Regions from separate parts of the Mus musculus genome. Here region 2 is linked to region 1. Evidence: chromatin loops called from intact Hi-C (ENCODE). Cell type or tissue: gastrocnemius. All regions are shown on one strand.

Region 1 (2,500 bases):
GGGAGACACCCCACTAGACAGTTGGCCCCTGTAGAGTCTGGTGTGAACAAAAGTGCCTAAGCTTCTCTCATCTTCTACCCTGAACCCCCCACCCCACCCCTACCAATATCCTTCTGTCCTAGCTCTCCCAAGTGAGGCAGAGAAGCCAAAGGACAAGGACCATAGACCACTCAGAGGTTGGGTTAGGGTTAAATATTATATCCTGAAATAGATTCGTTTTGTCTCTCCTGTTAGCCCAAGCAGAGGCACTGTCCTTTAAAAGAGAACCTGCCATTTTCAGGTTTTTTTGCTCATTTTAATGAGTTCCCAAATCAGGCCAGCCCAGGAGAGCCTAGCCCACATTCCCTGCCTTGGTGACGAAAGTAGGCCACCTGCTCCCGCTGAGTTTCTGAACTTGCAGCCATCCGGACTCTACACTCCACGGGTTTCACAGAAATGTCCCCTGAGAGCTTGGGAGACCGGCTCAGTCAGCAGCAGCCTGAGAACCTGTGCTCAGTTCCTGGAACCCACGTAAAAAGCTGGGCACGTGGGGCTGGAGAGATGGCTCAGCACTTAAGAGCACAGGCTGTACTTCCAGAGGTCCTGAGCTCAATTCCCAGCAACCACACAGTGGCTCGGAGCCATCTGTAATGGGATCTGATTCATTAGAAGCTGAGACAGACTGGCAGCTTCTGACCCATGTGATGCTGTCTTTAAAAGAGGGGGAGGAAGCGGCACCTGAAGGAGCAGGGGTTACCCTCTGGTTTTCTCTGTGTGCACAGGCACACACGCGCACCTGCAAACAAATGAACCATAGTAGGGAGGGCAAAGGAGAGGGGGTATTTTCCTCGGTGCACAGAGGTGGCCTAGAACCACATACATAGCAGTAAGCCCCTTGGCTGACTCGTCCCATGCTCTGGCCTGGGATTCATCCCTGTACCTCCAGGGGGCTGCTGGTTAGAGAGACAAGGAAAGTCCTCCTCAGTGCTGCGTCCTAGGAATGGGTGGCTGAGTTGGGATTAGGTGGGCGCAGAGAAATGCTCCACCTGGGTTATGAGCAACAACCCCCTCCACCCCCACATACGCAGTAGCTCAAAAATCTACCAGTTACACGGTATTTACACCTCTGATGTCCTCAGCTTGTGGGTGTCTTACTCATCTCTGGGCTCCAGGTTGTCTGTGTGGCTGTTGTGCACCGCTGTGTATCCTCAGCTGTGACCTAAAAATCAATGCAGTCGCTTACATTCCTCAGCTAGTGAATTCAGCGATACTGGTCTCAGTGGCGCCTCCCTGTGGCCTTCCCGTTACACTGCCGTGTGGATGACAAATGGCCATCTCTCTTGAAAAAGACTTAGCAGGAGAGAGGCACTAATGTGTTGGCACAATGCTAACCCTCCTTCTCTGAGTCCTGCAAGGATTCAGCACCAAGTGCTTGAGACACACAAGACATTTAGACCTGGGCCAGCAGCCCTGCAGGCAGGGAAGGCACAGGCTGTATTCATTCACAATGTTGTAACTGTTGAAGGCTGGGCAGCTAGAGACAGTGAGGCCTGATGCTGGGGGTGGCTTCTTGGACTTTTGGGTTTGTGGGTGACTTGTGGAAGGGGTAGAAGGTGCCTAGCAGGTGGGAAAGGGAGGAATACTTTGCGGTGGTATCTGCTGGGCTGGCCCAATTCTAGCCTCTTCCCCACCAGGAATGGTACGTGGGTAACTTGTATTAATGAGGGAGATGGGGTGTTGATAGACCAGGAGGCATCAGAGATAGATCAACCAGTACAGTGCTTGCTGCACAGGCCTGAGGTCCTGGCTTCCATCCCTAGAACGGATAGGGGGGAGCAAAAAACAAACAAACAAACAAACACTGAGCATTGTGATGTGTGTCTGTTATCCCAGCGTAGGTTTCAGGCCAATAAGAAACACTGTTGTAGTAGTTGTTGTTATTGTTGTTGAAGGAGAGTGATGGACAGCGTCTAAGGAATGATACCTAATACCCAAGATCGACCTCCACAAGTACACACACACACACACACACACACACACACACACACACACACCACACACACACACACACACAATAGCCTACAGTTCTAGCATCCTGAAATCCACCGCCTGCTTTACAGTGTGTTGACTGTACTGATAGCTCATCGCGATGTTGCCCCTTTCTTCAACTGTCCAGCCAGGATGTTATTCCAGCTAATGTCTATCAGTCATTTTCTGTCAGTGAGATACCAGATGTGCATGAGTCAGGCCTCGTGAGCAGATGCCAGATGTGTCTGGCATTCCTGCAGAGCCCACTCCCGGAGAAGAATACCCAACCAGCAGTTCCTCGGGTGTAACAGAGACACCAGAGCTGATCTGATGGAAATACCCCAGGACCGTGGCTAGGAGCAGGTGCCTGGACCACCCACACTGACCGTACAGTCAGATGGCTAAGGTGGAGTCAAGGAGTTACAGTCACCAGACAACACAGGGAGTCAGCATTCAGGTTCAGTCAAGGCTTTGCTGCCTGGTTCTACTGCCA
Region 2 (2,500 bases), 390 kb before region 1:
TGCTGAGTGCTGGATTTAGACATTCTGTTACTTTCTATCAGTTCATCAAAGAAAATGAGGACAATTTTTTTTTCTCAGCCAGATTATCGCTGTTAACTGCTCTCAACTACTTTGTTCTTTGGAAGGATTCGGAATTTGATTTTAAGACGTGATGCGTTTGGAAATTATCAGTTTAATTTTATTCATATGTAATCTCTTTTTTCCAAAGATTTATTTATTTTTATGTGCAGGAGTGTTTTTGCCTGCATGTATGTATGTGTACCACATGTGGCCAGAAGAGGACACTGGTTTCCTTACACCTGCAGTGGGAGTTACGGACAGTTATGGGTTGCCATGTCGGTGCTGGGAACTGGACCCAGACCCTGTGCAGGAGCATTGCTAAGCCATCATTCCAGCCCTTGACCTTTTTTCCCCTTTGAGACAATATCATGCTCAGCAGTCATCTTCGTTCAGAAATCACTACTTTCTCATCACTTCAAAAGCTCCACTAAGAGATGGCTAGTCACAGCACGGGAGAAAGGAGAGGCTAGACAGTGTCTCTTCCTCACGTACAAAGCGACAGGAAAGTCTCATTCAGAACTGGGTCTCATCTTGCATGCTCCGCCCACACTCCTGTTCCAGGAGGTTCTCTGCTTCTTGTCATCAAGCCCAGAATGCCTGCCTCTGCCTCAAGTGCTGTGATCACAAGCCTGCGTCATCATGTCCAGCACGTGTAGCACTGGGGACCCCACTCAGGGCTTCCAACAGGCTGGGTGAGCCCCCTGTCCACTGAGCTACACCCGCAGCCTTGTTTGGACATCTCAAGCTTCCATATGTTGTTTGTCTGTCGTAGACAGTACCATGGGGAGAGGAAGAATGCCAGTTTCCCCACTCCAGTTTCCAGCACAGCACTTAACCGGAGCCAAAGACAAAGCTGTGCGGAGAGCCAGCCGCAGGAAACTCCTGACGTTGCTTCCAGGCAGCAGGCTCGGTTCTGGGAACCAGTGTGCACTGCTTAACGCATGACTCAATCTGCCCAGAACCTGCCAGGGGAGGGCAGTAGCTCCTTGCTTCACATTCTTGTCTCTGTCTTCCCCCCCAGGAACTGTTTGCAGATCCCATGGATGCTACCTGAGCTCCGGAATGCCACCCCTTCTGCTACAGGGCTTCAGTCCCAAGTCCCACCCGGCCAAAGAACTGGGCTCCTTGCCAGCGTTCCTGCCCCATCCCATCCTACCTTCCTGCCAACTGTCAGAGATATCATCAATAAATTGTTTGAATTATTCAATTCTAGAGATTAAATACTCCCCTGCTCCCCAAACCCAGAGATAAAATCAAACTCAAAACAGTTTGACGGAAAGCCGACCGTGTTTTGTAATCTGCCCCACCCCCACCCCTCCCAGGTTCCTCCTGGCTTCTTTCTCATCACTCGCCCAGGCATGGTTCTGGTGTTGAGGCATCTGCATGCCTCTCCTCCTTCATCTGGCTATTTCCCTTCTTCAGACTCGACTAGAAATTGTGCTCAGGGGCTGGGGGTGTAGCTCGGGGAGTGGAATGATCCAACTGGGCTGGGGTTCAGTTTCTGGCGCTATGTAACATGGAGAGGGGTGTATGTGAGCTTGTGTGTAATTGCGGTACTTGAGAGGTGGAGGCAAATGGACCTATTCAGGGTCATCTTTAGCTATATACACAGTCGAGACAGACTTGGCTATGTGAGCCCCTTACTTTAAAAACAGGAGGAGGAGGAGGAGGAGGAGGAGGAGGAAAAAAGAAGGAAAAGAAGAGTGAGAAAGAACGGGGTAGGGTGGGAGAAAGCATCTACTTCTGGTTGTTCAAATTTCTATTAAAATCCTTGACAAAGGAACTAATGCAATGACTTGCTGGTTATGAGTACCGACATCCAGGGGACCCAGGTTTGGCTCCCAGCACCCACATAGTAGCTTACACCCACGGACCAGACACCAACATCCTGATCTGGCTTCTTCGAGCACATGTGCCGCACAGGCACACACAGGCAAAGCAATCATGTTTGAAAATAAAAATTTAAAGAATAAAAAACTGCTTGATGGCCTGCTCTGTTTCGGAGAGAGGAAATAAAGTCGAAATAAAAACAAAGCAGGGAAAGAGAAAAGCAGCAGCCACCTGGAGGAAATGGTTACGTAGTATCTGGTCCTACAGCTGCCTGCAATTATCCTCCCTTACAAAAAGGGGAAAATGCCGGAGTCTCTGCTCTTTATCTGAGCCGGTAAACACGCCTGACTGCAAGAAAGGAATTTCTCGTTTCTGTCCTCTTTAAGGCTACCCCAACAATGACAGGATAGTTAGAACTAGGCTGAAATGCCTATCGGTACCAGAAGAGCCCCTGTGCAATGGCTGAGTTGGTCTTTTCTGACGAGCCCATGGCTAAAAGATTTTTCTGGTCCCCCACTTCTTTTTTGGTAACTGAGCTGTTCCCCTAACAATGCTGTGGTCACAGAGAAGAAGGAAGGAGGAAACAAGTGTGTCTTGCAAGCGATGCTCT

Evidence for each region. Peaks named below come from ENCODE experiments on the same cell type or tissue, not always from the same donor. Only the 100,000 strongest peaks of a DNase experiment are listed, where the experiment ranks them.
Region 2: a loop joins it to region 1, with 2.3 times the contacts of the local background. A loop is called at or near these places in 3 of 42 quality-filtered maps.

What each region holds. Positions count from the first base shown.
Region 1 is chr10:83,181,531-83,184,030 of GRCm38, forward strand. All of the region lies in intron 2 of Chst11 (carbohydrate sulfotransferase 11), which reads left to right. Among named protein-coding and RNA genes, the nearest start is that of Slc41a2, 160 kb to the right of the region's middle. In gastrocnemius, a CTCF peak has its summit at 1,276 (motif pointing left); DNase peaks (open chromatin) are centred at 447, 595 and 1,269; H3K27ac peaks cover 1,179 bases.
Region 2 is chr10:82,794,540-82,797,039 of GRCm38, forward strand. It overlaps a transcript of Hcfc2 not described here. Among named protein-coding and RNA genes, the nearest start is that of 1700028I16Rik, 16 kb to the right of the region's middle. In gastrocnemius, a CTCF peak has its summit at 1,023 (motif pointing right); DNase peaks (open chromatin) are centred at 683 and 1,037; H3K4me3 peaks cover 1,158 bases; H3K27ac peaks cover 1,148 bases.